Linked DNA regions of Mus musculus: regions 1, 3, 4, 5 and 6 are each linked to region 2. The links are chromatin loops, found by intact Hi-C in ENCODE. Cell type or tissue: gastrocnemius. All regions are shown on one strand.

Evidence for each region. Hi-C counts contacts between places; a loop is a spot of excess contacts. Peaks named below come from ENCODE experiments on the same cell type or tissue, not always from the same donor. Only the 100,000 strongest peaks of a DNase experiment are listed, where the experiment ranks them.
Region 1: it touches region 2 in a loop (6-fold over the local background); 31 of 42 quality-filtered maps call a loop at or near these places.
Region 3: a loop joins it to region 2, with 4 times the contacts of the local background. A loop is called at or near these places in 33 of 42 quality-filtered maps.
Region 4: a loop joins it to region 2, with 2.2 times the contacts of the local background. A loop is called at or near these places in 18 of 42 quality-filtered maps.
Region 5: it touches region 2 in a loop (4-fold over the local background); 11 of 42 quality-filtered maps call a loop at or near these places.
Region 6: it touches region 2 in a loop (5-fold over the local background); 8 of 42 quality-filtered maps call a loop at or near these places.

Annotation. Positions count from the first base shown.
Region 1 is chr7:126,829,853-126,833,852 of GRCm38, reverse strand. Tlcd3b (TLC domain containing 3B) reads right to left here. Exons shown (of 5, transcript NM_029978.1): 5 at 3,634-4,000. 4930451I11Rik (RIKEN cDNA 4930451I11 gene) reads left to right here and starts at 2,357. Exons shown (of 4, transcript NM_183131.3): 1 at 2,357-2,442; 2 at 2,826-2,981; 3 at 3,056-3,143; 4 at 3,235-3,379. The coding sequence starts at 2,373. The coding sequence ends at 3,256. In gastrocnemius, a CTCF peak has its summit at 1,744 (motif pointing left); DNase peaks (open chromatin) are centred at 60, 331, 1,368 and 1,706; H3K4me3 peaks cover 516 bases; H3K27ac peaks cover 328 bases.
Region 2 is chr7:127,108,369-127,112,368 of GRCm38, reverse strand. Qprt (quinolinate phosphoribosyltransferase) reads left to right here. Exons shown (of 4, transcript NM_133686.1): 2 at 3,125-3,660; 3 at 3,904-4,000. Among named protein-coding and RNA genes, the nearest start is that of Qprt, 12 kb to the left of the region's middle. In gastrocnemius, CTCF peaks have their summits at 684 (motif pointing left) and 1,542 (motif pointing right); DNase peaks (open chromatin) are centred at 702, 1,547 and 3,301.
Region 3 is chr7:126,820,427-126,824,426 of GRCm38, reverse strand. Tlcd3b (TLC domain containing 3B) reads right to left here and starts at 1,124. Exons shown (of 5, transcript NM_029978.1): 1 at 215-1,124. The coding sequence starts at 339. In gastrocnemius, a CTCF peak has its summit at 2,420 (motif pointing left); DNase peaks (open chromatin) are centred at 907, 1,519, 1,996, 2,405 and 1 more place; H3K4me3 peaks cover 2,405 bases; H3K27ac peaks cover 2,988 bases.
Region 4 is chr7:127,015,531-127,019,530 of GRCm38, reverse strand. It overlaps Pagr1a (PAXIP1 associated glutamate rich protein 1A), which reads left to right and starts at 2,179. Exons shown (of 3, transcript NM_030240.1): 1 at 2,179-3,088; 2 at 3,249-3,331. The coding sequence starts at 2,610. Prrt2 (proline-rich transmembrane protein 2) reads left to right here. Exons shown (of 4, transcript NM_001102563.1): 2 at 1-136; 3 at 515-647; 4 at 801-1,989. The coding sequence ends at 811. In gastrocnemius, a CTCF peak has its summit at 2,466 (motif pointing left); DNase peaks (open chromatin) are centred at 2,151, 2,435, 2,815, 3,265 and 4 more places; H3K4me3 peaks cover 3,214 bases; H3K27ac peaks cover 3,361 bases.
Region 5 is chr7:126,984,708-126,988,707 of GRCm38, reverse strand. It overlaps Mvp (major vault protein), which reads left to right. Exons shown (of 15, transcript NM_080638.3): 13 at 264-390; 14 at 1,043-1,231; 15 at 1,594-1,848. The coding sequence ends at 1,725. Among named protein-coding and RNA genes, the nearest start is that of Cdipt, 10 kb to the right of the region's middle. In gastrocnemius, a CTCF peak has its summit at 2,207 (motif pointing left); a DNase peak (open chromatin) is centred at 2,209; H3K27ac peaks cover 734 bases.
Region 6 is chr7:126,753,516-126,757,515 of GRCm38, reverse strand. No RefSeq gene overlaps it. Among named protein-coding and RNA genes, the nearest start is that of Mapk3, 4.1 kb to the left of the region's middle. In gastrocnemius, a CTCF peak has its summit at 2,496 (motif pointing left); a DNase peak (open chromatin) is centred at 2,452; H3K4me3 peaks cover 406 bases; H3K27ac peaks cover 936 bases.

The DNA.
Region 1 (4,000 bases), 280 kb after region 2:
CAACCTACAATCTGTCCTGCCTGCAAGACAAGCTGGCGTAATTGTGGTGCAGAACTTGTGGGAGTGGCCAACCCATGACTGGTCCGATTTATGGCCCATGCTACAAGACAGAGCCCATGCCTGACGCTATGTGAATGACTAGGAACCAGGGGCATGACAGCCCAGAGACTCAGGATAGAACCAAGCACTGTGTGTGTGTGTGTGTGTGTGTGTGTGTGTGTGTGTGTGTGTGTGTGTGTGAAATGATTCCTAATGATATTCTGCTGTACTCATAAATTGGTGCCTAGCCCAACTGTCATCAGAGAGGCTTCATCCAGCAATTGATGGGAACAGGTGCAGAGACCCTCAGCCAAACACTAGGCAGAGCCAGGGGAACCCTGCAGAAGAGGGGGAGGAAGGATTGTAGGAGCCAGTGTGCTCAAGGATACCACAAGAACACAGCCCACAGAACACAGCCACAGCCCATCAGCTAAGCAGGGCACATAGGAAGTCACAGAGACTGCGATGACAATCAGGGCACATAGGAGCTCACAGAGACTGAGATGACAATCAGGGCACATAGGAGCTCACAGAGACTGTGACGAAAATTAGGGAGCCTCCATAGGTCTGTGCTAGGTCCTCTGCATGGGTGTTATGGTTGTGTCACTTGATGTTCTTATGGGATTCGCACCACTGTGGCAGCTGCCTCTGACTCTCTTGCCTGCACTTGGGACTCTTTTCCTCCTACTGGGCTGCTTCATCCAACCTTGATAGGAGGCTTATTGTATCTTGTTAGGCCATGTTCGATGAGTATCCCTGGGAGGCCAGCTCCTCTCTCTCTCTCTCTCTCTCTCTCTCTCTCTCTCTCTCTCTCTTTTAAGGGGATACAGTTGGAGTTCTTCTGGGGGAGATGAGACACAGTAGCAGGGGGACTGGGAGGAGTGAAGGGAGGAGAAATGGTCAGGATGTAATGTGTGAGAGTGAAGCTAGAGAGAGAGGACAGAAAAGATCAGGCGGAAGGGTTGGAATGTTGTGGAAATGTCTTCCAGGCATAGCTGTGGCACTCTTAGATTCTCAATAGCTGTGATTAACTGAAGAGGAGGAGGAGGAGGAGGAGGAGGAGGAGGAGGAGGAGGAGGAGGAGAAAGCTAATTCTGATGTAGAAGCACACTCCTTTAATCCCAGCATCATTTGGGAGACAGAGGCAGGTCTCTGTGATCTCCTGGCCCGAGAGAGGATCCTTTAATGAGGAGCCACCTTCAGGGCAAGTGGAGTAACAGAGTAGCCAAGAGGCTGTAAAACAAGCACGGATAGAATCAAGGAGACCCTGAAATGTCCTTGGCCCGGGTGGGCTGGAGTTCGTTTGTGATAGACAGGCCTAACTGCCAATCAGAGGCAAGCTGTCTCTTCCAACTCGAGGTGGGGCCTCCGGAGTGCAGGTCGCAATTAGGAAGTGACACGGGGAGGACTGAGGGAACTAGAGAAAAGAAACAGGGGTCGGGTGGTGGACGGTGAGGTTCACATGCCACCAATACCACCAAAAGGGAAACTGAGTCACGGTGAGGCGAGTAGACTAGGATCTTTGAATGGCCGAGAGATTAGCCTTGGAATGAGCCTGGGGAGTTCGTCTGTTGACAACACCCTCAGCCCTCTTCGCCTCCCCGCCTCCCGGTGACAGCCAGTCCCAAGAGAGGAGCCTGCCTGCCTGCCTGTAACCTGTAGAAGAGATGGTGGCACCGTCGGACCAACACTGCTGCCACCTGGTGGAAAAGTTGGCTATTTCTCTTGTGCCTCACCGTGCGCTTCCATCTCTACTGAGCGCTAAAACCAAGCCTGGAGATGGATGGGTGCAAACCCACGAACCTGGGGTTCAGAAAGGGAAGAGGACCCTCCCCCCATAGAAGAATGCACAGCCTTGGGAAGCGTTGTGTCAGCGTTCCTCGTCCCCCTGCACACTGGTTTGGGCCTCCCTCTTAGGGCTTCTGCCAATGCCACGAGCCAATCTGTGTAACTTGCTTGGCATTTTACTAAGCAATCAGTAAAGGAGTTTTATTTGATCCGAAGAACAACTGGAGATGTGTAGCCCTCCTCACCTCCCCAGTAGAGCGGTTATGCAAACACATGTCTCCTAGACCTAGCTAAGTTCTGGAACACCACAGAACTGACTGGTTCTGTAATAGAACTGAAGGCCTTGTGCACTCTGAGCAAAAGCTGTACCCCTGGCCTACACCCCAAGACCCCTCACCACTGTTGCTGTTATGGTCAGTGTCATCCTTGGGGCTCAATGGGGGCTCTTCTGCATCAGGAGCTAGAAGCACCTCATAGTCGGGCTAGCGGAATGGCTCTGGGCTGTGACATCATAGAATCCTACTCATTCATAGTCGTGGGGGGTTATGAAGCTGTGGCTGTGGGTAGCCGTAGGGGTGTGGATGTTGATGGCTGAGCTGGGGACCATAGAAACAGGTGGGGAACTGAGTTCAGGAATAGTAGGAATAAGGGAGGCTAGAGAAAGGGAGTAAACTTCATTGTGGGCAGGAGGGAGGAGGATGGCCCAGCCCCAGGCCTTAGTTTCCCCACCCCCCCCTTCCTTTCCCCTTCTTTCTTCCTTTTCTCTTTTTTCCTTCTTCCTCCCTTTTGTCTCATTTTACTTTGTCTTGAGACAAAGTGTTGCTCTATAGCCCAAACCTTCAGTCCAAACCTTTCCCCCCCATCTCAGACATGGTGGGCTTCTGATGGGAGCTCAGCCAGCCCTGGGACAAAACAATCAGAGCTCTGGGTTTGCCTGGCCTCATTGGTGGGCATGATGGCCCTTGGGCTCTTGTCACAGACTCTGCTTTGGTTTTTAGCCCCCAGAAGAGATGGAACCCGGCCCTCGGTTTCAGGAGCCAGACCCCAGCAAGTTGTAAACAGGCTTTTCTTTGATTATCCAGACTCAGACCGAGCTAGCCTTCTTGCTGTGGCCCGGTTTATTGGAGAGAAGCCTATAACGTTCGTTAAGACAGGTATGAATCAGCTTGATAGAGGGGTCTTCCTCCTGGCGGGGTCTGGAAGGACGCTGTTGTTCATTGTCTGGCAGATTCCAGTCCTGGGCTCTTCCAGAACATCCTGGTGGGGACATTAGTGGTGGCCTTCTTCTTCCTGCTTTTCCAGTTCTGCTTGCATGTGTGAGTTGTGTCTCTGTGTCCTCGCCCTACCCCTTCCAGAGGACCCAAGTCTCCTATGTGTCCCTCCTCATCTGATCTCCATACTCCTCAGGAACTTCCAGAAAGGGGCCTAATGAGATATCCAGCCAGAGCCAGCTGAGGTGAGCAGGTGAGCCAGAGACGGAGCCCTGGACCCAGCTGTGAGCCACACACATCTACCCTGCCTTCTGTTGAGAAATAAAGGTGGTGCCTCCTTCCTCCTAGACTGCAGTAGCCCTCTATGTAGCCACCCATCCCCCACCTCCTCCTTCTCCCTGACTTCGAAGTGGCCATTCACACACCCCATTCCTCCCAGGCTGCAGGCGCGCGCACACACACACACACACATACACACACACACACACACACACACACACACACACACACTTTCCCCCTTCCTCCTCAGTAGTTATGTAGTGACCCCTCCTTCTTCCTCCCCACTTCCCAGCCCCCAAAACTGGACCAAAGGGTCTTGCTGGCGTTCAGGAAGATCGTCTTTATTAGCGGTCTGTAAAAGCACCTCCCGGGGTCTGTGGCCCCCAGACTGGAGGAAGCCGCGATTGGCCTGTAGCACCAGGGACAAGCCGGGGCCGAGGGCTAAATGTGCCCCTGACAGAAGGGACTGGCCTGGCGCCTGTCCCCAGGGCTGCTCAGCGCTGGAAAGGTTGTAGGGGAGCAACTGCCTTCCTCCCCTCACCCCAACAAATTAGTTTGATATGGGTGAATAAATAAAATGGTTCCTCGGACTGGTCTCCACAGGAAGGGGCTGTGGGGGTAACTGCCCTGTCAGGGCCCAGGTGGGGGGAGTTAGGATGTCTTCTCTCTCCCGGGTGATGGGG
Region 2 (4,000 bases):
GGCTTCAGTCATTTCTTTAGTCAACACGCCTACTGTTTGCCAGATAACCTCCCTCAGAGCTTAGAACCAGGGTCTTTGCATCATTATCCCTGTTACAGACAATAAGTTGCGTGCTGAGTCACTCCACCAAGTGGGCTCTCTGCTAGCACAGAGCCTACTGCACACTTGTTAGAGCAGTGTGATCTTGTCAATATTTGGCTTTTAAAATTTTTGTTTGTTTGTTTGTGCTGGGCAGGCAGTGGTGGCGCATGCCTTTAATCCCAACACTTGGGAGGCAAAGGCAGGCGGATTTCTGAGTTCGAGGCCAGCCTGTCTTGAAAACCACCCCCCCCCCCAAATTTTTTTCTTTTGTTCGTTTAAGGACAGGATTCTATGCATCCCTAGCTATCCTAGAACTCTAAGACCATCCAGGCTTCTAACTCACAGAGATTCACCTGCTCTGCCCCGTCCTCCCCCCCCCCCCCCGCATTCCCCCCTTCCCCCCCCCAGTGCTAGGATCAAAGGTGCATGCCACCACGATGAGCATTTGATTGCTTTATTTTATATTTGTTTGTTTTTGAGACAAAATTTTACACAGTCACCCACAATGCTTTGGAATGTATACGTAGCCCAGGCTGTCCTCCGCCTTGTTGAAATCTTCTTACCTCACCCTCCCATGTGCTGGGATTGCAGACCTGCGCCCCCTGCTGGGCAAGTGACTGGACTGCAACAGAAGACTGGACAGTGTGGTGCACATCACTGGGACTTCTCACCTAGCAGGGGTCTGTAGAAAGATCTGAGAGGACAGGGCTGGCAGGAGCAAGGCGAGAGACTGTGAGGCCCAGGCACTATGCGAACCAGCTCATGCTGAGGTCTGAGAGAGACAAGGAGACCCACCCCCAGCTCCATGGCAGCTGCTCAGTCAGGAGTTGAATGGGAAGTGGGGTGAAGCAGAGAATGCAGCAGGTGCAATGGGTGCGCACTGCAGTTTTCACAGTGACAGAGCTGTCAAACACAGCTGAAGTGGCTGGGAGGTGATCGTGCACGAATTTAATCCCGGCACTCAGGAGGCCGAGGCAGATGGGTCTCTTGAGTTCGAGGCCAACCTGATCTACAGAGGGAGTTATAGGACAGCTATGGCTATACATAGAAACCCTCTCTTGGAGAAACAAACAAACAATCAAACAAAGCAGAAGTGGATAGAACTCTCACCCTAAGGCAAGAACTCAAAATCGAACTTGAAGTACAGTGTAGACTAGCAGGAGTTTACAGCCCAAGAGCACAGAAGGGGTCAATGGTGCAGAATTACTGACAGGAAGTCCTGGGGATAAGGAGGCCTTCTGGCTAAACCAACCCAACAGGATTCTCATGAAAACTGCAATTCAGAGACCAACATGGAAATCCAAAAGCATTTGGGAAACCGAGGCAGGAGTGCCTGAAGTTCAAGGCCAGCTTGGGTTCCATTGTAAATTCCAGGACAGCTTGGGTGAAAGGGGGGTGGGGGTAGAGGGAACCAGACAGATTGCGTGAAGGCTGCGGCTCTTGTACAGACCAACAGGTGGCAATGTTGCACCGTGTCTGGGTTCTGTCTCTGCAGCCCTGGAGGCTGAAAGGCCCTTCAGTTGATGCCACACATTGAGGTGAAGGGCAAACCATTAAGAGAAGCCATGGAGCCACCCTTCACCCCCTCACTACCGTCTCTGGAACAGGACATACCCGAGCCTAGTTTGCAGCTGCACTAAGGCTTCTTGTTCTGAACCTGGGGCCACCTCGTTGCCGGCACCCTCAACCTGTTTGTCTTTTCTCTGGTTCTCTCTCTGTTGCTGTAAACACCTGGACTTACAGCTTTATATAATACTTGGTGTTCGCTGTGAGTGAGGCTCGGTGGTCGAGTGTTTTCTAGAAGCTCAAGGACCTGGACTAGATCGCCACCCTGAGTAAAGCACTTGGTGTCCTGGAGACGGCTAGGAGGAAAGATACAATTGCTAAGCCTTCTGGGTAACACAGATGGAAAGGAGGCAGGGCACCCTGCAGGCGTGCACAAGTCGGTTGCCCATGCTGTTAAATATCGAGGGCCTTGGTGGTGTATGCGTGTGACCCTCAGCACACAGGAGGTTGGATAGCTGGGACTCCAGGCTATCCTGGCTACGTAAGCAAGCCATGTCTCCAAAGAACAACAACATATTAAATATCTTGTTAGTAAGTAGCTTTGGACCCAACAGTAGGTTGAATGCATAAAATACAAGGTGCTAAGTGTTTACATAAAAGTTGTTAAATGTGTCACCTGGCACATACTATACAGAAAAATGATCTGAGCAACTATGTAATCAGATTTTATAACAAAGCAGAAAGGAGGTTGGCGGGAAGAGGAAGAAGAGGAGGAGGGTGCTGTCCAGGGTACAGAACTTCAATTCTGCGGGAGGAATGGGTTGTGTGAGTGTTAATACTGCTGGACTCAGATGTGTTAAGAGGGGTCACCTCTCCTTGTTTCTTTAACTGTAAGTCAATTAAAGCTAAAACCAAGGTGAGTGACGGGAGATGACGCAGTGGGTAGAGAAGCCCGCTGCTAAGCTTGGCAAACTGAGTTAGCGTCCCAGGACCTACCCGCTTTAGAAAACCAACTCTTGCAAATTGTCTTTTGACTGCCACTCAAGACCAGTGACATCTGCATGCACATACCACATAAACACCCCCACACACACACAATGTAAAAAAAAAAAATTACAAAAGGGGGCATTGTGATAATACGAAGGAGCAAGCACCCGCTTCTACATTTTTAATTTATTATTGTTGTTGTTGTTATTGTTGTTTTTGCTATTCTGAGACCTGGTCTGCTGAGTTCCTCCTCTTCAGCCCCCAGAGTGTGGAGACTCTTGGCAGGCACCACCAAGCCCAGCTTCCTTATAAAACTCTTTGATACCTATTCCAAGTTTAACTTTAGCTAGTTGCAGAGTACTTTTATTTACTCTGACAACCTGGTCAGCTTGGAGACCCCAGACTCTGCCCCAGCCTGGCCCCTGGGAGTCCTATCTCCACCCTGACTGGCTAGTGTCCTACTGACCATGCTGTTAAAAACCACGGTGCAGCTTCTGGCTACAAGGGAGGAAGTGCAAACCCGACAGAGGTCTCTCTGCTTCCTCCCCAGGCCTGCAGCTCCTGTTACCCCCTACAACCTTGGCAGCCCTGGCGAACAGCTGGCTGCAAGAGGACTGCCCGGGCCTCAATTTTGCATCCTTGGTTACCGGGTCGGCACCCTCGCAGGCTGTGCTGTGGGCCAAATCTCCTGGGGTTCTGGCAGGGCGACCCTTCTTTGACGCCATCTTCACTCAACTCAACTGCCAAGTGTCCTGGTTCCTCCCGGAGGGATCGAAGCTGGTACCTGTGGTCAAGGTGGCAGAGGTCAAGGGACCTGCCCACCACCTGCTCTTGGGGGAACGGGTGGCTCTTAACACCCTGGCCCGCTGCAGTGGGATTGCCAGCGCGGCAGCGACAGCTGTGGAGGTGGCCAGGAGCACCGGCTGGACTGGACACGTGGCGGGCACGAGGAAGACGACACCTGGGTTCCGACTGGTGGAGAAGTATGGGCTCCAAGTAGGCGGGGCAGCATGCCACCGCTACGACCTGGGAGGGATGGTGATGGTGAAAGACAACCATGTAGTGGCGGCCGGCAGCATGGAAAGGGTAAGTGCCCCACTGAGCCTCTGTTCTCACTGTGGTCCTCCACTGACAGGCATTTCAGTCCCTCCACCAGAGACCTGCCTGGTGACAAGTGGTCCCAGCGGCAGGGATGCCTCCAAGTCTTTCTGTCTGTAGATGGAGGAGGCTGTCTTCCTTTTTATGTGCGATTCAAAGCACAGCTCTCTGGGCCCCCCAGGATCCAGGGCCAGGCTACTCAACCTTATCCTCTCTCTATTGGCCTGGCAGGCAGTGCTGAAGGCTCGGCAGGCAGCCGGGTTTTCCCTGAAGGTAGAGGTGGAATGTAGCAGCCTGGAGGAGGCCTTTCGGGCAGCAGAGGCTGGGG
Region 3 (4,000 bases), 290 kb after region 2:
CTGCTTTAGAGGGAGGATAGGAAGGTGCTAAGGGAAGCAAGCTCAAGCTCAATAGTAGTCCAGATGGCTGGGTTTCAATGAGGTCCAAGGAGGGAAGGAAGCTTGGATGTAACCTACCCACCACTACTGAGCCCAGGGGCGTGCTGGGGTCCCTTCCCCATGAAGCCTGTTGGAGAGAGAGGGGCTGAACTCTCGGGGAAGGCATGCCATTTACCTGGCGGAGACAATGACTGCGTCGGCCTCCTCCCAGCGCAGCTGGGGCAGCCTCTGGAGCGTGTTCTTGGATAGGAGGAAGAGTCCGGGGAACACCACCCCCCCAGCCACCATTGGGGTAAGCATGGTGACTTGAACCCGGGCAGGGAGACCAGAGGGTCCAGAAGGGACAGGAAGGCCAAATTGAGGGAGGGAGTTGGAGGTGAAGAAGGGATTGCCAAGCCAGAAAGGGAGAGAGAAAGAGGGAGGGGGAGGCACAAAGGGGCCAGGGCGGGGACAGGATGGGACAAGAGGACCAGTTCAGGGCAAGGGAGAAAGGGACTTCAATGAGATTGGGGACACAGAAAGAAAGGGCTAGCTAGGTGGCGGGGGGGGGGGGGGGACGACAGAGCGCTGGTGAGAGGATGGGGAGAGACTACCAAGGGAGGACTTGATGAGAGGACCAAGAGGGAGAGGGGACAGGAGGAGGAAGATGCAGTGGGGGAGGGGAGGGAGAACCGCGGCAGGTGGGGGGGGGGCTTACGTGGAGAGGCTGGGAGGGCCCAAGGAGGCGGGGTGGGGGACGGTGGTGCCAGCCCTGAAAAAAGGGAGGGAGGAAAGGACGGAGCGGAGCGGAGCGGAGGCGCAGCTGGGCAAGCGGTCACCAGTCAACACCGCTCTCCCGCCACCACAGGCTACCACCTCCTCCTGCTGCTGCCGCTAGAGCCCCGCTGCCCTGTGCAGACACCGCACATGGCATTATAGAGTTGGTGCCCAGCCCCCTGCCCCCTCTGTGAGGAGGGGGAGGGGGAGGGGAAGCCACCAGCTTGGGGAGGGTGGGAGAGGGGGAGGGAAATGATGGCACCGACCAGACACCAAGAAACCGGACCTGCAGCAGCGTTGTCTCCCATGCAGCTCTGAGCCACAGCAGCGGCTGCGACAGAGATGGGGGGGGACAAGGAAAGAGGGAGGGGGAGGCCCTTAAAGAGACAGGAGCTGCAGTGCAGGGGGCTGCTGGGGACAAGGGCTTAGGGAAAGGATGGCTCTTCTCTTAAACCCCCCCCCCCCCCCGGACACCTCCACCTAGCAGGAGTACTGAGCCGCCTTTCCTGTCAGCACTTTAAAAATGTCTGGCATTTCCTTCTGCTGGTGCTTATAAACATAAATGGGTGTCCCTCAGTGGCCTGCAGGGATCTCAGCTTAGGGGTGCTCACTCCAGCCAAGAAGATTTCCTGAAGAAAGCAGCCTGAGTAGATGGTGTGTTCCCTGAAGGCACAGATAGGAACAAGCCATTTCACGGTGTCCTTCAGACCCACAGCCCCCTCCACCCCGCCCGTCCGCCTCTCCAGTCAGAGGGAGTGGAAACTACATCAGTCACCTCGCTTGCACTCCGACTCGCACCACAACGAGTCACTCCCTCAGGAGTGTGGCTCACTATTGTGACAGCCCAGGGGGAAATCTATGCTCCTATGCTCTTCAGAGGTCAGGGGATAGCCCTGAGGTGGGAGCCAAGGTTCCCCAAGATCAGAAAGTTAAGATGTGACAGGAACAGAGCTAAGTGGGAAGAGATGGCTGGCTGTCAGAGCCCTCCAGCATGGCTTTGATGGCTAGCACCAGGGCACTGGGAGACAGGAAGCAGTCATGTAGACCTGGTGGCACTCCAGGAGCAGGAGGATCACTCCTGGTAGCCAGCTTGGGCGACAGAGGAAGTGCTCGCCTGGGAGAGAGGGTTAGAAGGTGGGCTTGAAGAGCAGAGGGTGCTTGCTGCCTGGAAAACCCAGTGGAGTTATGGAAGCCGGGGCCCCTCCCTCAGGCCAATGGCCTCCTGGAGTCCCCTTTTCCTTGTTGCCTTGGTTCCCTGTCCTCGGCCACTCCTCAGAACAGTCCTGCTTACACAGAAGAGCCTGGTGGCTGGCTGACTCAACTTCCTCCTTTAATCCAAGGGGAAGAGCAGCCCCGTGCTTTGGCCAGGGTAATTTAGGCCTAGCACACAACTACTAATGCTCACTCTCACATGGCCTCTTAGAGCCTGGCCTTTCCCAAACCCATCTGTCCTTCAGACTTGTATATCATGGGGACTGACACCTCACTGTAGCTTGAGTTTCTCACTGACCCTGAGATGAGCCTACTTATCTACTGACAACTGACCTTTCCAGCCCACAGCCTACTCCCTCTGCGCCCTAGAGGAAGGGGCCAATTCGCTATTTTGTGCTGCCCTCTAGTGGCAGTCTGTGGGAGTGGCTGAGGGAAGTCTTGACACCCGCAGGAGTTGGGGCTACTATTAGAGACCTTCGTAGACCTGGAAACCACAGGGGAAGAGGTCCACTTTCCCAGGTCTTACTACAGACTGAGCATGGTTTATGTCAATGCTTCTTAAGTCTTCTAGGGGTTGAGGAAGGAGAAACCAAGGCTTAGAGGGTTTATTAAAGTGTCAAGATAACATAGCTATGTTCATTATTAGTAAAGTAGGATTTCAAGCTTATGTTTGCTTCACTTCAGGAAAATCCAAAGACAGTGGTGACAGGAGGCAGAGGAGGCAGAGCCCTGGGGTGCACAGGAGACAGAGGAGGCAGAGCCCTGGGGCTTCCAGGACAACCAGGTCTATACAGCAAAATCCCGGCAAAAATCCCAGGCTAGTCAGGAATACATAGGAGACCCTGTCAAAAAATAGATGCACTTAGCCTAGCTTGAGCTACTAGATGAAGGGACAGGCCTGAAATTCCAGCACTCAGAAGGCTGAGGCAGGAGGCTCACTAAGAGTAACGGGATAAAACAAAATACAAAACCTTTCAAAAGTTAGAAGATGTAACCTGGGCTACAGAGAGAGACCCTACCTAAAAAACAAAACAAAAAATAACACACACAAAAACAAAACAGCAAGGAACAAAAGCACCAAGGCTCTAAGCTGGGGCGGTGACATGGATCAGAACGTGTCTGTGAACACAGACGTGGTCAGGGGATCCAGAGCTGACTGTGGATAGCACAGGCTGCAGCAGAACAAGACAGGTTTCGGGTTTGTGCTTTTGATTTTCGTTTTTCTTTTCTGGGGATTTACAGAGTCTCCTCGGTAAATTCTGCCTTTGAGGGCTCAGGAGCTACCTAGCACATCAGGGGCTCGGGGCTCCATACCCAGCATTGAAAAGAAAGAAAAACAAAAACAAAAACAACCCTGAAGCACTGCTTTCTGCACACCCCAGTCCCAGCTCCACCCCGGCATTGTTCACCTTTATAGTAACAGCCCGAGGGCCCAACCTCTCCCACAAATACATTTTTTCCCCAGTATGATGTTGCCAGCAGAAGATAGTATCTCCTTAAATTCTCGTCTGAGTTGTCGGTTAAAAAGCAACCACTTAGCCGGGCGTGGTGGAGCACACCTTTAATCCCAGCACTTGGGAGGCAGAGGCAGGCGGATTTCTGAGTTCAAGGCCAGCCTGGTCTACAAAGTGAGTTCCAGGACAGCCAGGGTTACAGAAAAACCCTGTCTCAAAAAACCAAAAACCAAAAACTAAACCAAATAACAACAACAACAACCAAAAAACCACTTTCAGGCCAGTGGGAGGACTCAGCACGTTAAAGGCGCCTGTTGCCAATCTGAGTTCAATCCCTTGAACACGTGGAAGAGAACCATCCACAAGTGTCCTCTGACCTCCACATGTGAGCCGCGCCATGTGCACCCCCTCCGAATAAATGTTAAGAATTCTAAGCCGGGCAGTGGTGGCACACGCCTTTAATCCCAGCACTTGGGAGGCAGAGGCAGGTGGATTTCTGAGTTCAAGGCCAGCCTGGTGTACAGAGTGAGTTCCAGGAC
Region 4 (4,000 bases), 93 kb after region 2:
CTCCCAGCTGGCAGGGCCTGGGGTGGAAGGGGGCGAAGGCACCCAGAAACCTCGGGACTATATCATCCTTGCCATCCTGTCCTGCTTCTGCCCCATGTGGCCTGTCAACATTGTGGCCTTCGCTTATGCCGTCATGGTGAGCCCCAAGGGACCCTGGCCCAAGTGTACTGTGGCTCTCAGCTTCGTGCCAGTGTCAGCCCAGAGCCCCAGTAATGACACCTTCCCTCACCTCTCTGCATGGATCCCACTTTTCCAATTGCTGGCCCTTTGCTTGTCTCTCCCCAGGACCTAACCTTCCAAGGCACTCCTGCCCGACCCCTTCAAGCGGGAGGGAAACAGATGTGTCATATAATCTTACTGACCTGTACCCTCTTCCTCCTGCGTCCCCAATTCTCCTTCCTTTCTCAACCCCATTGGGCTGACCTTCCTCCTCTGGACTCTCACCTGATCCCTGCTGGGCTGGCTCCTGCTGACCTGGGCCATGATACCTCCAAACCCCTCACCCTCACCCCAGTCCCGGAACAGCCTGCAACAGGGGGACGTGGATGGGGCTCAACGTCTGGGCCGAGTAGCCAAGCTCTTAAGCATCGTGGCGCTGGTTGGGGGGGTCCTCATCATCATCGCCTCCTGCGTCATCAACTTAGGCGGTGAGTGGGGGTCAGGGACAGGAAGGGAGGCGCGGAGGGTTGACCAGGGCAGCTTTACTAACCCCTGACCCTGCTCTCTCCTGTCTGTCCTCCCTATGCCTTTGTCTCTTCCTGTCTCCTTCCCTGTCTGTCTTTCCCTCTCCTCTCCCACAGTGTATAAGTGAGGGGCTCTGCCCTGCATTCCAAGACTTTTCTTCCTGTTGGGAGCTGTCTTGGGTCCATCCCTGTCCTGGGAGAATCCCAGTCCATGGCCCTGGCCCCCATCTCTAGGGACCAAGGGAGCCTGAGCGGCCTTGTTTACAGCTTCTTTCCCCCTGCATCCTGCCAGGCTCCTCTGCCAGCCATAGGCTTCCTTTCTCCCTGCACTTTTGCCTGCAGACCCCCACCCCACTCCTGCCTCTTGACCTCCCTAACCCTGCACTCTGAAAACCTCTCTGCACTTCTGGAAGCCTTCCTGAACATCTAAATTGTACTCTGCACCTCTGCATCTCTCCCAGCCTCCCTGCACTTCTTCCTGCCTCTGGAATCCTCTGAACCTTATCCCTGGCCTCCCAACGTTCATTGTCTTGGTATCTAACCCATCCCGTTCTCCCCTTCCTTAACACCGTTTTTCCCCTTGCCACGTCCCCTGACCCTTTCTCCCTTTTCATCTCCCCCTTAGCGTCTTCACCCTCCTGCCAACACTTAGTCTGCAAAAACTGCAGTACTTAGGTCAGGCTGAGGGAAGAAGGATGGTGTGGGGAGAGGAGCCTAGCTGGGGGCTCTGACTGTTCTCTACTGGGGACCACCCAGGCCCAGACCATACCCTACCCCTACCCCTAAGGTGCCTATTGGGTCCCAAAGCTGGCAAGTGAGTCCTCACCTGGGGGACCTTCTGAGAGTCCTTATTCTGAACATCCAGGGGAGGAAGGGGCATAGCTGCGCCTGAAGAGTCAGCCTGAATTGATCTGCCCGTTTGGGCTTTTTAACCTCAGAGTTTCTTGTTTGAAGGTCTATTTATGTGCTTTGTAAACAGTAGAATTCAAAACAAAACAAACAAACAAAAACAGGACCAAAGTTCCCAGCTGCAGGGAGCAAGGGAAGGGTGGGGGAGCTCTGTAATTATTCTCTAAGAGGATGAGGGAGGTTTGTTGCACGCGACAGCCCTCTGAGGAGGCAGAGAGCCAGCTGCGATGCATTTCAGAGTTGGCGGGGTTTTTTGTTTGTTTCCTTTCTTTTTTAAAAAAAAAAAAAAAAGTTGGGGGAAAACTAAAATTCCTTTTCAAAAAATAAAACTGAGTCTCCCTTTTTGTATGCTGAATGCTGCATGAGTCTTAAACACTAATAAACAGAGAATGCATGAGACTGGCCTCAGTTGGTCCCTGTGTTTGCAGAGTCAAGGTACTGCTTTCTGGCAGGCCCTACTGAACGGAATACGCATGCGCTGCCGCAGTGGCCATCTTTAGTATGGGCCGAGGTTAATGAGTCCTAAGGGCCAAATTGCGCATGCGCAAGTCTTCTCTTTCCTCTTCCAAGTAGCTTTGACTACCGCGGAGCCTCCGCGCGCCATTTCTCTGCGCCTGCGTACTGAGATGCTGCGCAGCCTGGGAGGCGGGTTTTAGCTCCAGGTTTGTACCGCTGCTGAGTAGACGCGAACTAGGTTTGCCCGGTCTAAAAAGATGACTTCCATCCCGGTGATGGAGAAGGCGATGTGAAAGCGAGAAAACAGGCCCTTCCCTTTCCAGCTCCGAGCGTGTTTCCTGCGGGTCCCTGGGAACGGCAGAATTCTGGGTCCGTGGGGTGGGGTCTGTCCTTGCAGGGGTTTGAGCGCCCCCTCCTGGGGACGGTGCTCTGGCCGCAGTCAGCTGTTGGACTGACTGGCGATTTCCTAGACCTAGAAAGGCTCTCCAGCCTTTCGGGTGAGGCGCACTGGTTTGGTACTCTAGAATCTCCTCTATTGCTGGGCTTCTTCTCTAGTACTCTATGTCCCTTGCCCTGGGCCATGGAACCATTGCAGGCAGCACAGCAGCGCCTCTGTCTGAAGAAGGGGAAGTGACTTCCGGCCTCCAAGCTCTGGCGGTGGAGGACACTGGAGGTCCCTCTGTCTCGGCTAGTAAGGCCGAGGAAGAGGGGAAAGGCAGTCAGGAGGAGGCCGGGCGTGAGGGATCCAGGCCTGAGGAGGCACTAGAAGCTCCCAGCGCTGCGAGCGACGAGCGTGCGGAGGGAGAAGCCGAAGACTGGTGCGTGCCCTGCAGCGATGAGGAGGTGGAGCTGCCGGCCAATGGGCAGTCCTGGATGCCCCCACCCTCCGAGATCCAGCGGCTCTATGAACTGCTGGCTACCCAAGGTACTCTGGAGCTTCAAGCAGAGATCCTACCCCGCCGGCCGCCTACCCCAGAGGCCCAGAGTGAAGAGGAGAGATCAGACGAGGAGCCAGAGGCCAAAGAAGAGGAGGAGGAAAAGTGAGGCCATGCTTTACACATTATTCCCGGGACTGCTCTCCTGAGCACGGAGCCTGGAGGGAGGGGAGAGCAGGAAAGGATGAGGCGGCGGGCTGGGGTGTGCCAGCGGGTGTTAGGGAGTGCTTCTCTCAACCTTGGCTTTCTGTCCACCCTGTTTCAGGCCGCACATGCCTACAGAATTTGACTTTGATGATGAGCCAATGACACCAAAGGACTCACTGATTGACAGGAGACGGACACCAGGTACGGATGAGAGGGAAGAACTGAGGGGAGGTAAAGGGCCTCCCCTAGTTACCCCGCCCACAAGTGGGCTGGTCTGAGGCCTTGGCTGGTTTCAGCCATCATCTTGACCAGCAGTGGGACGGAGCATTCATACAGTAGCATTCACACAGTAGCAGCATAGTTCTGGCTTAGGTCAGTGCCATACTTTCCTATCAGGGACCCCGCAGACCTTCCCAGAAGTTCAAAGTTTGTTGAACACATCTCTGAAGTACTATGTTCATGCCCAGAGCTGACCTGACATCCCAGCCTGTGGGCCTTCCTAGAATATGCTTTTAGAATCATTCTGGAGCTCTCTCGCAGCCGGCCAAGCCAACAGCAAGTTGCATTAGCTCCGCTTGTACAGATCCACCATTGTCAACCAGAGGAGTCCTTTTAAGTGAGGTCCCGTCTTTCCTCAGCTTGTACTACTCCCGAGGATTCCATTCCAGAGAGGAAGAGCATGTCCACGGAGAGTCTTAAGTTTTCTGGCCTCTACCCCTGCCCCAGGACCTTTGCACATGATGGTTATGTTCCCCAGCCATTGCATTATGGGTATCTTAGTCTAATACCAGCCATCCTGTGTGTGGCCCAAACCTAAACATTAGCTCCTCTGTGCCCCTGAGGCCTAAGAAGGGAGTATTTAACAAGATC
Region 5 (4,000 bases), 120 kb after region 2:
CCCAGAAGGGATAGGGATGCCGCTTAGCAGTAGAGAACGTGCCCACCATGCACAAGGCCTGTGGCTCCATCCCTGATATTGGAAAAAAATTAAAAATGAAGGGCCAGCAAGAAGAAGGTAGGTGAAGGAGCTTGCCGGCCAAGCCCGATCCCACATAGCGAAAGGAGAGAACTGATTGTCACACGTTGTCCTCTGACTGTCATGGTGTCCCTGGGTAGGCAGGCGTCTCTTCTAGGCTGCCCCTGACTCTGTTTCCCCCGCAGCATGGCTGTGGAGAGCACTGGTAATGCCAAGGCGGAGGCTGAGTCCCGGGCAGAGGCAGCGAGGATTGAGGGAGAAGGCTCTGTGCTGCAGGCCAAGCTAAAGGCGCAGGCGTTAGCCATTGAGACGGTAAGTGGAGGGGCTGCTGCTGGGGCACTGGGGCCTGCTTGTCAAAGACTCTGAGACGGGCAGTGGTGGCGCACGCCTTTAATCTCAGCACTTGGGAGGCAGAGGCAGGCGGATTTCTGAGTTCAAGGCCAGCCTGGTCTACAGAGTGAGTTTCAGGACAGCCAGGGCTACACAGAGAAGCCCTGTCTCAAAAAAAAAAAACCAAAAACAAAAAACAAACAAAAAAAAAAAAACAAAAAACCAAAAAAACCAAAAAACCAAAACACCAAAATCAACAACAATAAAAAAAGACTCTGAAACCAAGTGGCCTGACAAAGCCCTGCTCATGCTCCCTGCGGTTTGCCTCAGTCCTGTAGCAATGCACTTAGAACAATCCCTGAAGACAGGGCGTCTTACAGCCATTCCCCAGATGAGCTTCACTGCCCACTTTGTTGTGTGTTTTACATCTGTGACCTCCCTTCATACCTGAAGCATGTATCACCTCCAAGGCTTGAATCGCAGGACTCCTTCCCAAGGTTCACTAGCTAAATAGTGGCAGAGCTAGGATTTGCACCTGAGATTCCCTTCTGCCTCAGTTCTCTTCTTTCAGAGTTGCTGGACGGACAGTTCCCGGGCCCCGTGACCTAAAACCAGCCTGGTCTCCCTTTTCCAGGAGGCTGAGCTGGAGCGAGTGAAGAAAGTGCGAGAGATGGAGCTGATCTACTCCCGGGCCCAGCTGGAGCTGGAGGTGAGCAAGGCACAGCAGCTCGCCGACGTGGAGGCAAAGAAGTTCAAGGAGATGACAGAGGCACTGGGCCCCGGAACCATCAGGGACTTGGCTGTGGCCGGGCCAGAGATGCAGGTGAGAACAGAAGACACGGGAGGAGATGGGTGTTTGCCTCGGAACCAAGAAGGCTGAAGGCAACCTCGGCTGGGGAAATGTTGGAGGATGGGAAGGGGTGTGACCTGTCACTGAGCACTGTGCGATGAGGCACTGTCCTAGACCCTGCAGAGGCAGCAGCACTGCTAGGGGGACAGTAGCAGATGAGACATCAGTGCCTCGAAGGAAGTCAAAAGGAACAATACAATGAAAAGTGACGGTGACCACTTGGTTTAGGGAGAGCTGCTCTGAAGGTCGGCTCCCTGGGGAGGCAGCTGAGGTAAATGGCCATTTCTGACGGTGTCGGTGTCTTCTTTTGCTGACTTTATCCTCCAACCCTGCAGGTGAAACTTCTTCAGTCCCTGGGCCTGAAATCCACTCTCATCACAGATGGCTCGTCCCCCATCAACCTCTTCAACACAGCCTTCGGCTTGCTGGGGCTGGGGTCTGACGGTCAGCCACCTGTACAAAAGTGACCTGGCGGCCCAGCCCCAAGGAAGGCTTGCTTTACCAGGTCCTCTGAAGCAGCCACTCTGTGCCTTAGGTAGACACTGACTACACTGACAATGGATAAATAAAATGACAACTGTAGACATTTATGTTTCTTTTTCCCTCTTATCTCCAGCCTGGGTGATCAGGGATCTTCGTGGTGACCTAGAGAAGGTGCCCCCTCAAATCTTGGTAAAATTATGAGACTACTTTGGTCTCCAAGGAAACAGGGAGAAAAGTATCTCAAAGCCACAGTGATAAGCACAGAACCCAGAGTCTTTCAAGCCCGCAGCTTAGACTGCACCTCCTTAGCCCCTGGGTAGGCAGAGCACCTGAGAGCACTCCCGCCCTTGCATTGGCTCTGTGGCTCGCAGCTGTTTTTTCCATGAATCCTGGCCACCTAGTCGAGGAGTCACCTCAGGCTGCAGAGCCTGCTCCGCCTACCATGGGAGACTCTCCTTTGGCACCACCTGCCGGCCTCACCAGCAGCCTGCAGTACCAGCAGGTGTGCCAGGCCTGCCCTGGGCACGGCTGTGCTTGCCTCCTCTAGGGAAGAGGACCCTGCCAGGGGCAGCAGGATTTCGAGCACACTCTGCAGCTTCCGGTCTGGGCTCTTAAGGAGCACTGGGGTGCCTCTTTCCTATCTGCCCCGGAACTTGTAAAAGGTCTTCTTTACTTGGTAGCCGACGTAAGCTCAGTCAGCTTGGAAACACCAGTGGGGGATAGGGTACTGGGTTCTAGGCCAAGTGGAGCTTTAGGCCTGCCCCATCACCACTGTGGAAGTAAAATGATCCTGGGGTGGGGAGAGAAAATGGAGAAAGTTCCCTGTGTGTCTATGAAGGCAACTGACTCAGTCCCTCCTATCACCTCCCCTGAAATGGGCCCATGCTACCCCAGATAAGCAAGGTAGGTGATGTTTTTGTTCCTTTTCCTTCCTGAGTGCTTTTGAGCTGTATTTGTATGGTTGGTGTCTCTTCTAAAGCCTGAACATAAGGCCAAGGGTCTGCCCATATTAACTCACAACTCACATTCTGGCTTGGTGTGAGTCCCTACCTAGACCTTCCCAAGTCTTTCCTCAAGAGAACCAATTAATTTACAGCTCCTCAACTTGTCCCTGCTGCCTACTAAATGCTGTGTATTACCAAGGGCCTCTGGGACCAAGTAAGATTGTACTTGGTGGCTGTTCAGGTCTCAGCTACTGGCTCCTACGGCTGTCCTTGGACAATAACCACACCACCACGGACAACTTGTTCACTGCCTAACTTGGATCCTGGGCTTTGTCCCTACAAATGACTCAAAACCGGTGATTCCCCACCGCTAGATGTCTCCCCCATGCCCACTCCCCACTGCCCTGGGTTAGGGATGGAACCCAAGGTCCTCACAGCAAGGTGCCCCACCACTGAATTATACCCTGGCATTTGGTTTTCTTTTCTTGCCTCTTCTTCCTTTCTCTCACTCCCTTCTCTCTCTGCCCTCCCTACCCCTTCCCCCCCGCCCCCACCTCTTTTGAGACAGGATCTGCCCATGAACTCAGCCCTCCAGCCTCCCCGTGCAGCGTTAGGATCATGGCATGTGGCATTTGTCCATCAGCTCCTCCTTCCCTCTGTCACGCCAAAGTGCAGCTGCTAGTTGTTGGAGGAGACCCCAGCATGTGACCAGTCTCCTTTTAGACTTCAGCCACAATCTCCAGGGAGCCGTGCTCCCCCTGTCTTCTCTGAGATCCTCCCTCTCCAGAACAACTGCTCAAGCCTCCTCTTTACACCCTCCTCCTCCCCTGCCCACTTTTTCTCACCTCTTTGAAAAAAATAGAAGCAGAGCGGGCAGGAAGGCTCTCTCCTTCCCAGCAGCAGATCAACACACTGAGCCGCTGAACTGGCTGTCCCCACCACTGTGCCCATCAAGGATTTCTCACCTTGGGCCCCAATCCCACCCATCTTGTCCTGAGAGCTGATTGCGAAGCCCATCTGCCTCTGTCTTCCTCTCTTTGAGGCCCCAGTCTATAAATTCCTCCAACTCTATAAAAACAAACAGGTAAGACTCATTCCCTGTTAAAGAGCATGCGGATCTGAGTACCCACATAAAAAGGCAGCTGTGGGGGCTGAAGAGATGGCTCAGTGGTTAAGTGCACCGGCTGTTCTTCCAAAGGACCCAGGATCAATTACCAGCACCCACACGGCAGCTCTCTATAACTCCAGTTCCAGGGGATCTGACACCCTCACATTGACATACATGTAGTGAAAATGCCAATGCACATAAAAAATT
Region 6 (4,000 bases), 350 kb after region 2:
ATCATGTTCATTATTGTACCTCCAGTGCCTGGCAGACCAATGTTAAGCATGTTTAAAATGTGTTCTGTTATTTAATGTTTGTGTGTCTGTGTTGTAAGTGCGTATGTGTGAAGGTGCTGTGATTACAGACCTGTAACATCATACTCACTTAAGTCTGAAATTCAAACCGACAGGGGTTTTTTGTTGTTTTTTTGTTTTGTTTTGTTTTGTTTTGTTTTGTTTTGTTTTGTTTTGTTTTTTTTGAGACAGGGTTTCTCTGTATAGCCCTGGTTGTCCTGGAACTCACTCTGTAGACCAGGCTGGCCTCGAACTCAGAAATCTGCCTGTCTCTGCCTCTGGAGTGCTGGGATTAAAGGTGTGCGCCACCACCGCCTGGCTTTTTTTTTTTTTTTTAAGATTTATTTTTTTTTCCTATGTAAGTACACTGTAGCTGTCTTCAGACACTCCAGAAGAGAGTGTCAGATCTCATTATGGATGGTTGTAAGTCACCATGTGGTTGCTGGGATTTGAACTCAGGACCTTTGGAAGAGAAGGTAGTGCTCTTAACCACTGTGCCATTTCTCCAGCCCCCATAAACTGACAAGGTTTGGCCCTGAGGGTATGGTGGGGTCTGTATGCTTAGCAAGGCTAGAGTTGTGATGGTGGCGTCATCAGATTTGGAAAGTCGGAGAACCCAGAACCAGGCATCTCAGTAGCCAGCAGCACCCACAGGATTTGGACCTGCCCTGGCCCCCGAGCAATCAATGAACCACTTGGCTCTCCACCTGTGCAGGCACACAAGCTAGAGCCACTGGAGAGGAGGGAACCTCAGTTGAGAAAATGCCTCCACAAGATATGACTGTAAGGCCAGGTAGTGGTGGCGCATGTCTTTAATCCCAGCACTTGGGAGGCAGAGGCAGGCGGATTTCTGAGTTCGAGGCCAGCCTGGTATACAGAGTGAGTTCCAGGACAGCCAGGTTTCTATACTGAGAAACCCTGTCTCAAAAAAACAAGCTGTAGGGCACTTTCTTAATTAGTGAGTGATGAGGAAGGGTATAGCCCACTGTGGGTTTTTCAGAATTGTGTGATACATACAGTTACACACAGTTGGTTGTGAGCCGCCTGATACGGGTGCTGGCAACTCAGACCCTCTGGGTCTGCTGAGCCGTCTCTCCCAGCCTGACACTTTTAAATGAATCAATCATCTAACATATGGGGAGTCTGAGAGTTAAGTTAGCTGACTTGAGTCAAGAAGGGGCCACTACTTGACTCAAGTACTTTTCACACAGAGACTTTTGCAGATGCCACACTGTCTTGGAACCATAGACGGCTCACATGGAAGCCACACTCTGGTGCTGCCATCCCACCTCATTTTCCAGAACTGAGTGATCCAGGAGCCTCACAAACACACAGAGCCTAGGCTTGTTTCTCTCCAGGGTATTGGGAAAAAGTGCTTGTACAAGTTACAGATCAAGAGACAATAGAACCAATCGTGAGTGTTCAGAGAGCCAAGCACTGTATGTAGCTCAGGTCAATGAGGCTGAGCTGCGGATTCCCCAGAGCTCCCACGTCACTAAAGTTTAAGAGGTACCGATTAGATCGATGACTTCTTTGGTAATTGCTTTGATAGGCTTAATTATATGGCACTTTGAGCAACATTCTGGGCTCGGCTAATGGAAGATTGCTGTATAATACAGGCTCTTACTGAAGACCTGGAACTTGCTGCAGTCAGACTGGCTGGATTAAAACCTCATGATAGGAGCTGTGATGGCAAATGCCTATAAACACAAATACTTAGGAGACTGAGGCAGGTTCAAGACCAAGTTGGGTCATATAAAGAGAAAATATATCAAAGGTAAACCCCCAAAAGCTGGAGGGGGGCAAGGTCACTTTCAGGAGAATTGGGGAGGTGGCCTTTTATTTCATTATTTTATGTATTTATTTTTGTTTTTAGAGGCAGAGTTTCTCTATGTAGCCCTGGCTGTCCTGGACTCACTCTGTAGACCACGATGGCTTCAAACTCACGCCTTGGAAGTGCTGAGATTAAAGGTGTGGGTCATCACCCCATGGCTGAGGAGGTAGCCTTCAGTCACTGAAACATAAGTGAGGTTGCAGAAGCTGGAAATGGAGAGAGGACGTCGAGGAAAGGGAACAACATATGCTAAGGGATAGAGGCAGGAGCCTATCTTGTCTGGCAGCTGCAGAAAAGGATCTACAGGAGGGCCAGGATAGCTCTAGAGGCAGCCCAGACTGATGAAGGTCTTAGCTTTAGGCAGACTTTGGACTTTGGATGCTCCTCAGGAAGTAGTGAAAGCCCTAGAGCGACTCTTGCCAGATCACATTGCTACTGCAGGAGGATATAGTGACTCAGAAAGTGGCGTGGGGTTCTGTTTAAGTGGGGTTTCTTGAGCAGAGTTTTCCTGTGCAAAGGAAAGGCTGGAGAGATGGGCGGGGCATGCCACCACCCTCAGGCCTCTGGGTAAGGAAGCGCGACTGCGCTCTCCCCCTAGTGGCTGAGATTGGAATTTCCTTTAAGGATCGGGCTGGGATTTTGGGATTTCTCAGACTCCTTTACAGACCAACATTTAACTAAAGTAGTGGGCGGTCGCCTTTAATCTCAGCACTTGAGAGGCAAAGGCAGGCAGTTCTCTGTGAGTTCTGGGACAGCTTGATCTACATAGCGAGTTCCAAGACTACATAAAGTGACCTCGTCTCTTTAAGGTATTAATTAAGGTAGACTGATCATCTATTCTCCACCTGTCACCTTCATGTATACCATCCCCTGCGATCCTCGCACCAGCCAAATGAAGGAAATGACGTTCACGTTTAGCTGGGGAAAAGCAGACATTGAAGTTCAGAGAACGAAAGGACCTGGGAACTGTGTTCTCCAGCAGCTCATGGGTAAGAGCGGTGATCTGAAAGGAAATGGTCCCCATAGATGCATGGATTTTAGTAACTGACCACCAGTTGGTAGGACTGTTTGAGAGAATGAGGAGGTGAGTCCTTGGTGAAGGAGGTATGTCACTGCGGGTGGGCTTTGAGGTTTTCAAAAGACTTGCTGCATTCTGAGTGCCTCTCCCTCTCCCCTCCTCCTCTTCCTTTCCTTCTCCCCTCCCCCCTTCTTCTCCCCCCCCCCTCCTGGTTGTGTCGTAAGATGTGAGCTCTCAATATTGTTCCAGAATCATGCCTTCCTGATTGCTGCCGTACTCACTGTCATTATGGCTATGAACTCTAACCCTCTGAAACTGTAAGCCCTAAATTGGGGCTTATAAAAAGCTTACTTTTATAAGTTGCCTTGGTCAATTAGGTCTATCATAGCAATAGTAAAGTAACCAAGACAGAGGAGTGTTTTGCCTCTATGTATATATGTACTCCATGTGCCTGCCTGGTGCCTGCGAAGGTCAGAGGAAAGCACTGGACCTCCAGGACTGGAGTTATGTGTGGTTGTAAGCAACCATGTGATGCTGGGAACAAAACCCAGGCCCTCTGCAAAAGCAGCCAGTGCTCTTAGTGACTAAGCCATCTCTCCAGCACCACCAATATTATATTACTTATGCATAGTTGTGCAGCGTGTGTGTCTGTGTGAGTAAATGCCACCTGTGCGCAGGTGCCTGGGGGGCCAGAAGAGGGCGTTGGATGCCCTGAAGCCGAAGTCACCCGGAGTTGTGAGCCACCTGACATGAGTGCTGGGTTTAAATTCAGGTCTCTTATTTGGGGGGTGGGGGGGTGGGTTCAAGACAGGGTTTCTCTGTGTAGCCCTGGCTGCCCTGGAACTCTTTCTATAGACCAGGCTGGCCTCCTGCCTGCCTCTGCCTCCTGAGTAATGAAATTAAAGGCCTACACCACCATACCCGCCCTTCTTATTTTATTTATTTATCTATTTATTTATTTATTTATGTATTTATTTTTGGTTTTTCGAGACAGGGTTTCTCTGAATAGATCTGGCTGTCCTGGAACTCACTTTGTAGACCAGGCTGGCTTCGAACTCAGAAATCCTCCTGCCTCTGCCTCCCGAGTGCTG